2 separate regions of the Homo sapiens genome follow, and region 1 is linked to region 2. Evidence: chromatin loops called from intact Hi-C (ENCODE). Cell type or tissue: OCI-LY7. All regions are shown on one strand. Each heading gives the region's core, and the rest is flanking DNA. Links, peaks and the distances in the headings are about the cores only. Region 1 has its middle 49 kb from the start of AP1S2. Region 2 has its middle 4.1 kb from the start of GRPR.

Region 1 (5,383 bases), core at 261-5,260, 220 kb after region 2:
CTGCCACTAGATTAAAAAGTCATTTTCTCAGCCAACTCAGATTAAAAAAGAAACATTTTATGAACATATTTCTTCAACTCAAGCAGATTTTTATTATTCTCTGTTTCAGCTGCACATAAAAATAAAAACAGCATCTCCTGGCATGACCATTTGCTAGAAATTTAATTTCAGATAAACAGATGGTGCTGAACTAAAAATATTAGCAGGGTATCATCTGTAAAATTCAAATCATTTTAGTATATGTTGTCTTTAGTCTTTTTTTTAAAAAAAACAGAAGTTTCTTTTTATAAATCTATTACACTAAAATGTAGCAAATATTTATCTTCAAGAGTGTTGAACAAGGGGCAGTTGGCATTTCTCTTGTGTCCCCTACCTCTAGGGGCTCCTTAAAAGAAATACATTTATAATATACTATTCCTTTTCTTACTTCAGGACCCTGAGATAAATCTGGATACAACTTTTTAAAGGCCACAAATTGAAGTTAAAATTCTCTTTACTGGTTGACTTACTTGCTATTAAAGGCTTGGGCACATTTTGTGCACCTGGGGGCCCAAGTTCTATATGACCAACTTCAGTGAAATGCGTGGATGCAGATAAAGGAGAAAAAGGCTGGCGCTGCAAAGAGCTGAAAGACAGTTTCCCAAATTCCATTAATAATTAAAACAAAAAATTAAAACGGCCTCTCCAACTGCTCAGCAAAAGTTCTAACCCAGGACCAAAAGCTACAGCAGCTCTGGGGACCAACGAAGGCTCTAACTGTGATTCGAAGCATGGATTGGATTAAAGCTCATTTTCATTTTGTGCCATCTAACTGCACAGCATACATCAGGTCAAACCACATTAAATTGCCAGTATTCAACCAGTTTTGACCACCATATGGCTCAACCTGATATCTAGGTTGCTTCCCAAGACCACTATTTCTAAGCCTGCCCTTAGTACAAGAACATTATTCAATGAACATAATTAAAGACAAGTAAAGACTCAAATCTGAAATCAATAGTCTATGGTCATAAATGCTAAGGTATTTTTTAAAAATTGAGTCAACTTTTGCTGCTACCAGCATCCATAATTGTGAATTAACTAGTCCAGATAAATAAACAGCTTTAGCATTATATTACTGGGAAATAGAAAAAGACAAATCTTTATATGGAAATGTATTGCTAGCCTCAAAGGGATTAAATATGTATATGTATATTTAATATTATATATTTAATGTTATATATATAGTACTTCTGGATGTATACTATGTTAGTATAAATAAGTGACTTTTTTTATACTAAGTGATTTTTAAGGAAAATTTAAGTTAGAATTCTCTTTACTGGTTGACCAGCGAAAATTTTAAGGCAAGGTCACTTAACTTTGGTACGATTGTCATTTTGGATCAGATCATTCTTTGTTGTGGAGTTGTCCTGTGCATTGTAGGATGTTTGGCAGCATCCCTGGCCTCTACCCATTAGATGCCAGTAGCACCACCCCTCTCCAGTCAGGATGCCAAAAACATCTTCACACATTGCCAAATTCCCTTGGTGGGTGGAGGGGGCAAATCCTTAACCCTCGTTAAGACTTGAGAAGACTTATTTAAGGTCTTCACTCAGTAACCAACCTATTCCATGTGTTTCTCTACCTTATGAGGGGGATAACCTCACTAGAAATAATATTTTTTCAAAGATTTTTGGTTTGGTTTGCCAGGTTTAGCAAATTAAAAATAGAGGTTGCCCAGTTAAATTTGAATTTCAGATAAACAACAAATAATTTTTTAGTATAAACATGTTCCAGGCTGGGCACTGTGACTCATGCCTGTAATCCCAGCACTTTGGGAGGCCAAGGCAGGAGGATCGTTTGAGCCCAGGAGTTTGAGACCAGCCTGGGTAACATAGCAAGACCCTGTCTCAACAAAAAAATAAAATGAAAATTAGGCAGGTGTGGTGGTGCACACCTGTAGTCCCAGCTACTCAGGAGGCTGAAGTGGGAGAACCACTTGAGCCCAGGAGTTTGAAGTTATAGTGACCTACGATTGCTCCACTGCACTCTGGCCTGGGAGATAGAGTGAGACTCTGCCAAACAAACAAACAAAAAAAAATGTTCCAAATATTGCTTAGTGTTTAATCTGGCAACCTTATTTTCAGTGAACTGCTAATACCATAAAAAAATTACTATAAATTAATTGCCAATTCATGACAGAGGAAAACAGGATTAAACAAAATGACAAAGATAACAGTTCACAGTTAGTGAGTTATAGTGAAAACAGCACATATTTTGGAGCCAGGTGTCTGAGGTAGAACCTGACTCTGCCATTTTGGAAGACGTGACCTTGGGCAAGCTAACTTATCTGAGTCTCCCTTTCATCTTTTATTTTTTAACAAATGGTGGGGATTGGGGGTGGGAGAGGGAATTATAATTCTCTTACTAGTCACTGTTAAGACTAGTAAGAGAGTTACTTACTAGTATTATTATTATTATCAAACAAATTGCCTCCTAAATGCGAATTGTATGATAAAGAGAAGCAGCTCTTTAAGGATGAAGTGAATAGTATGTACCATTTCTAAGCACTTGGTACTCTTTGGATATGGTGGACCATAGCCCCAGGCATAAACCACAACAGACAGTACATCAGCTGGCACCGCACTGCCCCAGATGTAATCTAATAGGCTACAGGCAACACCTGCTGGGGTCAAGAGGGGAAGAGGAGAGATCTGAGGTTCCTGTCCGCTCATCCCTGTCAGTGACTAACAGCATCTGAACCACCCACTCAGGGCCCTTTGAATAGTACTGGGAGCATACACTGAGCAGAGAGGCAAAGACCTAGAAAAAGAAACAACCTGCAATTGTAGGGCCATGGGGTTCTCCTCTTACAATTACCTTGCGGTTGGTCTGATAATGTTGAAACTTTATTAAAGCCTTTTTTGAAAACGGTACTTCCCTAGATTTCTATTTCTTCATCTGCTAAAGGAAGAGGTGGGGCAGATGAACTCTAACGTCCATTTCCACTTTCAAAGATTATGTGACTTCTCCCTTTGAAGACCCAACAAAAGTCTCACTTCCTCCTGAAGGGCTCTGCTATGGAAATCCTGCCAATGCTAATCTCTCTCTTAGCTTTTACTGTCTTTACCATCCATTAAAGAAAAGTAAAACACACTTTGAATATATACAACTTGCATTTGTCAATTACATATTTGTGAAAAAGCACAGCATGATAAAAAATTTTATGTTAGAATGACTAAATAAAAAAGCTCACTTTGTTATGCAGTAAATCAGAGTAATTTACAAGGGTACATCAACAGCCAGTAAATAGTGAACAAAACTGAATTAAAGATAATATTTATGGCAGGGCACAGTGGCTCACGCCTGTAATCCCAGCACTTTGGGAGGCTGAGGCAGGTAGATCACCTGAGGTCAGGGGTTCAAGACCAGCCTGGCCAACATGGCGAAACCCCGTCTCTACTAAAAATACAAAAAAATTAGCTGGGCATGGTGGTGTGTGCCTGTAATCCCAGTTACTGGGGAGGCTGAGCCAAGAGAATTGCTTGAACCCAGGAGGTGGAGGTTGCAGTGAGCCGAGATTGCACCACTGCACTCCAGCGGAGGTGACAGAGCAGGACTCCATCTCAAAAATAATAATAATGATGATAATAATAATTATAAAAACAAAATGAGCCATGTGCAGTGGCTCACACCTGTAATCCCAGTACTTTGGGAGGCTGAGACGGGTAGATGGCTTGAGCCTGGGAGTTCAAGACCAACCTGGGCAACATGGCAAGACCCCATCTCTACAAAAAATACAAAAATTAGCTGGGCATGATGGTGTGCACTTGTAGTCCCAGCTACTTGGGAGGCTGAGGTGGGAGGATCGCTTGAGCCTAGGAGGTCCAGGCTGCAGTATGCAGTGATCACACCACTGCACTCCAGCCTGAATGATAGAGCAAGAGCCTGTCTCAAATGAATAAATGAAACAAAAACCCAAACTACCACGAATTACTTCATACAATTAAAAGATTATATTACACATATAAGGTGATATGGTTTGGCTGTGTCCCCATCCAAATCTCAACTTGAATTCTCACGTGTTGTGGGAGGGACCTGGCGGGAGGTAATTGAACCATGGAGGCAGGTCTTTCCTGTGCTGTTCTCATGGTAGTGAATAAGTCTCATGAGATCTGATGGTTTTATCAGGGGGAAATTCCCTGCACAAGCTCTCTCTTTGCCTGCTGCCATCCATATAAGATGTGATTTGCTCCTCCTTGCCTTCTGCCATGACTGTGAGGCCTCCCCAGCCACGTGGAACTGTAAGTCCATTAAACCTCTTTCTTTTTTAAATTGCCCAGTCTCGGGTATGTCTTTATCAGCAGCATGAGAACAGACTAATATAGTAAATTGGTAGCAGTAGAGTAAGGCACTGCTGTAGATATCTGAAAATGTGGAAATGACTTTGGAACTGGGTAACAGGCAGGGGTTGGAACAGTTTGGAGGGCTCAGAAGAAGACAGGAAAATGTGGAAAACTTTGGAACTTCCTAGAGACTTGTTGAATGGCTTTGCCCAAAATGCTAACAGTGATAACAGTGATATGGACAATAAAGTCCAGGCTGAAGTGGTCTCAGATGAAAATGAGGAATGTGTTGGGAACTGGAGCAAAGGTGACTCTTGTTATGTTTTAGCAAAGAGACTGCTGGCATTTTGCTCCTGCCCTAGAGATTTGTGGAACTGTGGACTTGAGAGAGATGATTTAGGGTATCTGGTGGAAGAAATTTCCAAGCAGCAAAGCATTCAAGAGGTGACTTGGATGCTGTTAAAGGCATTCAGTTTTATAAGAGAAGCAAAGCATAAAAGTTCAGAAAATTTGCAGCCTGTCAATGCTATAGAAAAGAAAATCCCATTTTCTGAGGAGAGATTCAAGCTGGCTGCAGAAATTTGCATAAATAACGAGGAGCTGAATGTTAATCCCCAAGACAATGGAAAAATGTCTCCAGGGCATGTCAGAGGTCTTCATGACAGCCCCTCCCATCACAGGCCTGGAGGCCTATGAGGCAAAGTGGTTTCATGGGCCCAGCCCAGCACTCCCTGCTGTGTGTAGCCTAAAGACTTGGTGCCCTGCATCCCAGCCAGTCCAGCCATGGCTGAAAGGAGCTAATGTAGAGCTTGGGCTGTGGCTTCAGAGGGTGGAAGCCCCAAGCCTTGGCAGCTTCCACATGGTGTTGAGCCTGTGAGTGCACAGAAGTCAAGAATTGGGGTTTGGGAACCTCCACCTAGATTTTAGAGGATGTATGGAAATGCCTGGATGTCCAGGCAGAAGTTTGCTGCAGGGGCAGGACCCTCATGGAGAACTTCTGCCAGGGCAGTGCAGAAGGAAAATGTGGGGCCAGAGCCCCCACACAGAGTCCCTACTGG
Region 2 (5,383 bases), core at 331-5,330:
TTAGTGTCTTAAGCTTCAGGTTCCTCATCTGCAGGGTGAGGAGAACTTATGAAGTTAGATGAAATGATTCATGTTAAGATTGCATAGTATTTGGCACATAGTAAGTGCTCAATTAATATTAGCACTTATTATTATTATCATTATTAGATTGAGGGGGAAAGGCTTACTTTGGAAAAGCCCAATGAGTTCAGAAGAGTGATTGACCTCAGATCAATAGGCAAGCACTCATACGAGTGAATTAGCAACTCCTTTATTTACTTGAAAAAAATTTATCAAACATCTACCAGTTGCCAGGCACTGAGCAAGAGGCTGAGAAAAATAGCATGAAGATGTGTACTCTCACAGCTCTTTAGACCCCAACCCCTCTCTGGAGTGAAGCAACTACCTTTTCTCCAGAAAAGACGATATCTTTAAAGGTTAAGTGTTGACAAGGTCTTTTGAATGAAGAAAATCATATGTGCCTAGGATCAAGGCATAAAGGAAAGAGCATGACATTGAGCAGAGGGACATCTATAAATCCAGAGGGTCACCCAGATTGGAAGACAGGGGTGGAAAAAGAACAGCGTGAAATGCAGCTAGAAGCAGGTTTGGGTGAGATTGTGATGGATCTTGTATTCTTGCTAAGAAGTTTGGTCTAAAAGGCATATTTTTGGTTCACAAAGAGAACTTCTGGATGTTGTTTCCCTTTATTTCTTTAGACACCCCTGTGTGCTGAGTCAGCCTCACTACTTAAATCTAATTGGGTGGTTAGTGTTTCTTCCAATGTAAGTTAAGGGGATGCTGATAGATATTGATTTCTCATAGCTGGTGTTAGCATTATGTGTTCCACAGCACTATAGATTCTTCTAATGGTATTTTAGGAGTAAAGGTGCGTTGAGGTTTGACATCTAATATTTTCGGGGATCAAGGATGCTTTAAAAAGCTAATTCGGGCCAGGTGCGGTGGCTCACGCATGTAATCCCAGCACTTTGGGAGGCCGAGGCGGGTGGATCATGAGGTCAGGAGATCGAGACCATCCTGGCTAACACAGTGAAACCCCGTCTGTACTAAAAATACAAAAAATTAACCAAGCGTGGTGATGGGCACCTGTAGTCCCAGCTACTTGGGAGGCTGAGGCAGGAGAATGGCGTGAACCCAGGAGGCAGAGCTTGCAGTGAGCCGAGATCGTGCCACTGCACTCCAGCCTGTGCGACAGAGCAAGACTCCCTCTCAAAAAAAAAAAAAAAAAAAAAAAAGCTAATTCCATAATTTCTATGTCATTTCAACTAATTAACTATAATGACTCTTTCCATCCCTACCATTATGTGTCACCTTCCGGCAGAGCCGGAACACCAAACACCAAACGTATTCAGACATTTGCTTAGCTTTTTATTTACTGGTGAACATGAGATGCCTCTGACATGTGAACATGACATGGAACAAATGTAATATAAAATCTCTGTCCCCAGGGAGTCCAATTTCTGAATAGAATTGGAGTATGACTCAGCATCTTTTCTTATGTGTTGGGACAGGGTTGTCACTTCTGTTTCTATTTCAGTCAATAGAGTCACCTTTTTCATCTTTCCAAAAGACTGGATTTTCTGTGGGGCTCTAACATGAGGTGGGCAACAGTGACTTGATAGAATTTAGGAGAACAGGTAGATTCAATGGGACCACAGAGTGTGGAGACAAAGCCTCTTCCCACTGGCTATGAGCAAGGTCAAAAGGGAAGCTTCTGGAGGGAAAGGCTGAATTTGGCTTCAGGCATATTGAGTTTGCTAGATGAACAAGGGAATGTAAGAAAGCCAATGGAAAATGAGAGGTGAAGTCTGAAAGCATAGAAGTAAATAATTAAGAGGACTGGTTGAGAACTAGAACCCTGAATGCCAAATAGTTTAAATGTACAGTAAAAGAATCACAGAGAATCAAGTGAAGTTAGGCTTTGAGAAGAAGATTATGTGGTAAAAGTCAGTGAAGACTAAGCGTGATTTCAATATTAGATTTGTGACAGCACCACGGAGAAGCTGCTCAAAAGACTGCAGCAACTCTTGCTTGAGAAGAATCAGAGATGTCAAATTTTAGTACTGCAGCAGGAACAAAAGAGGCAGATGACTCTATCCAGATCCTGTAATGCTGGGATCGTTTCAAGTTCCCTTTTCTTTTCTCAACATTCTGTGACTTTTTATGGGGCTTAAAAACTTAGAAGAAAGATGAGAGGAGTCTTCTGGAAGGAAAAAATGAATTGGGTTTCATTTTGAGTCACATGAAACTGCAGAAGTAAATGTAGATGCCAAGAGAAAGCCTAAAGAGGAAGACGAAATTCTCAGACACATCTGAGGCTAGGAGAACACCTGGTGTGGTGGTTAAAATATATTCGCCAGTTCTCAGTACTCTTTGCTTCAAGAGATGTAGATTAATTTAACCCCCACCTCCACCCCTTAAGTGTGAGCTTTACTTAGTGACTTGCTTCTAACAAATAGAATGACACAGCAGGAATAGTGTGTAACTTCCAAGACTAGATGATAAGGGACATTGCAGCTTCCTCTTTGCACTCTCTCCTTGGATCACTTGCTCTGAAGGAAATCAGCAGCCATGTCATGAGGATACTCAAGTGACCTTATGGACAGATCCACATGGGGAGGAACTGAAACCTCCTGTCCAGAGCTATGTGAGTCAGTCATTTTGGAAATGGATCATCCATCCCCAGTCAAGCCTTCACATAACTGCAGCCCCAGCTGACTCTCTGACTGCAGCTTCATGAAAGACCCTGAGCCAGAATCACCCAGCCAAGCCACTGTTAAATTCCTGATCCACAGAGACCATGAGTTAATAAATGTTTGTTGTTTTAACCCATTGTTTTATGGTAATTTGTTATGCACCCACAGGTAACACCTGGTAAGTAGAATGGATGGAGAAGAGGAAGAAAAGAAAACCACCCCAAAGACAAAAGAAAACAGAAGAGGAAGACCAGAAAAGGCAAGTGCTATAAACCTGAGTTAAACCTGGAGTGGTCATACAGGGTGTGAGGGAAGGAAAGTATGGTCAAATCTAGAAAGGTTGTGCACACTGAAATTCATTTGTCATTCTGCAACACCAAAGTTTCTTATCTGGATCAAAATATGTATTTTTAAAATATTGTAAATGAACTGAACTTTCTTGCTCAGCCACCATATACCTGGAAATTAGACCGTTTATATTTCATTTCTGCATCTGCTCAGTGAACTTGGACAAGTAAAATAAATTCAATGAACATTATTTGTTACTGAACTGTTCTGTGCTATGGATTCTCCATTCATAAAGTACAGGAACATTTTCCCCTTGCCTATGCCCCAGGACAACTTGATGCATTAGCACCACCAGGAGCATGGAAGGCAAATGAGAGTGGTACTGTTTCTCTACCCTCAGCCATCTGTTTCTAGCCTTTTCTTCCTCTCCCCTGAGAGGGTTCGATCAGCACAGTCCTAGACTCCCTGAAATACATTCCTATATTATTTCCATCTCTAATAACAGATGTCTGAAAAGAAAACATGTTGCTGGCATGGATTCCTCTTTAAATGTTAGATTTTGAAATGTCTTTCAGTTTATGGAAAAGTCACAAAGACGGTACAAAGAGTTCCTGTATGCCCCTCACGTAGCTTCCTCTATTATTAAAATGTTACAAAATGAAGAAATTAGCATTGATATAACACTATTATCTAAACTACATATTTTATTCAAACTTCACCAGTCTTTCCATTACTGTCATTTTCTGTTCCAGGGTCCAATCCAAGATACTATATTGCATGTAATCAACATGATTCCTTAGCTCCTCCTAGCTGCGACAGTTTCTCAGACTTTCCTGTTTTTCCTGACCTTGATATTTTTGAAGAATATTGGTCAGGTATTTTGTAGAATGTCCCTTCATTGGGGTTTGCCTGGTATATTTTCATGACTTGACTAGGGATATAAATTTGGGGGAGAAAAACCATAAGAGGTAAGGCACCCTTCTCATCACTTCCTATCAGGGAGTATGTATTAGTTGCTACTGTAACAAATTACCCCAAGCTTAGTGGCTTAAAACAAGAAAAATGTATTCTCTTACAACTCTGGAGACCAGAAGTCAGAAATGAGCCTTACAGGGCTAAATTCAGAGTGTTGGCAGGGCAGGCTCCTTCTGGAGGTCCTATGGAGAATTGTTCCTTGCTTCTTCCAGCTGCTGGTGGTTCCCAGTATTCTTTGGCTTGTGGCCACATCACTCCAATCTCTGCTTCTGTTGTCAAATTGCCTTTTCTTCTGCAGTCAAATCTCCCACTGCCTCCCACTTATAAGAGCCCTTGTGGTATAATGGGCCCATCTGGATAATCAGGACAATCTTCCCATCTCTAGATCCTTAATTTAATTTTGTCTGCAATGTCCCTTTTGCCATATAAGGGAACATATTCACAGGTTCTGGGGATTAGGGGGTGGATATCTTTGGGAGCCATTATTTAGCATACTACAGGGTACACGATTATCCATATGATTTATCGGTGGTGAGGTTAACCTGAGGTTATCAGTGGTGAGGTTGATTAAGGTGGTATCTGCTAGGATTTCTCCACTGTAAAGTTGTATTTGGGGTGATAGATTTTTTTTCATTGCTAAAAGTATGATTTTACTCACAGCTAAATAAGTAATAATGTTGACATTTTGTAGCCATTTGACACCATTCTTTTTTTTTTTTTTTTTTTTTTTTTTTTTGAGACAAAGTCTCACTCTGTTGCCAGGCTGGAGTGCAGTGGCACGATCTCGGCTCACTGCAACCCAAGCGATTCCTCTGCCTCAGCCTCCCGAGTAGCTGGTACTACAGGTGTGTGCCAACAGGCCCAGCTAATTTTTTTTTTTTTTTTTTTTTTTTTTTGCATTTTAGTAGAGATGGAGTTTCACCATGTTGGCCAGGATGGTCTCGATCTCCTGACTTCGTGAGCCATCTGCCTCGGCCTCCCAAAGTGCAGGGATTACAGGCGTGAGCCACCACGCCCAGCCATTTATATTAAGTTCCTTTCCCAGCCAGCCCAAGCTCTAGGTCCCAGAAATACAAAAATTAGCAAACAATGGTTCCTGCCCTCAAGTAGCTAATTGCCTAACTAGGAAGAATGTTTTCAATGTATTGAAAGAAAGCTATTTTGTAACAGAAACCAGCATTGTTTTTAAACAATGGAACCTGCTCCAGCAGAATTTCACATACTGCAGAATTTAAGCTTCTGATTCCCCACCACAAGATATCAGAGGCTGAATTCTATTCAAACTGCTTATTAGCTGCCTGCCTTTGATGAAGTTACTTTTAAACTCTATGCTTCCATTTTTTTCATATATAAAATCTGGAACCTGCTTCAGCAAGGACCTTTGATTGTACAGTAGGTTTCTGGTCATATAAAAATGGAAACTA

What was found. Peaks named below come from ENCODE experiments on the same cell type or tissue, not always from the same donor. Only the 100,000 strongest peaks of a DNase experiment are listed, where the experiment ranks them.
Region 1: it touches region 2 in a loop (2.8-fold over the local background); 2 of 110 quality-filtered maps call a loop at or near these places.

What each region holds. Positions count from the first base shown.
Region 1 is chrX:15,900,890-15,906,272 of GRCh38, reverse strand. No RefSeq gene overlaps it. Among named protein-coding and RNA genes, the nearest start is that of AP1S2, 49 kb to the right of the region's middle. In OCI-LY7, for the core only: no CTCF peak of the experiment used is centred there; DNase peaks (open chromatin) are centred at 2,692 and 2,992; H3K4me3 peaks cover 1,139 bases; H3K27ac peaks cover 2,354 bases.
Region 2 is chrX:16,116,726-16,122,108 of GRCh38, reverse strand. No RefSeq gene overlaps it. Among named protein-coding and RNA genes, the nearest start is that of GRPR, 4.1 kb to the left of the region's middle. RefSeq lists an enhancer at 2,161-2,300. In OCI-LY7, for the core only: no CTCF peak of the experiment used is centred there; DNase peaks (open chromatin) are centred at 1,468 and 2,338; H3K4me3 peaks cover 1,981 bases; H3K27ac peaks cover 2,998 bases.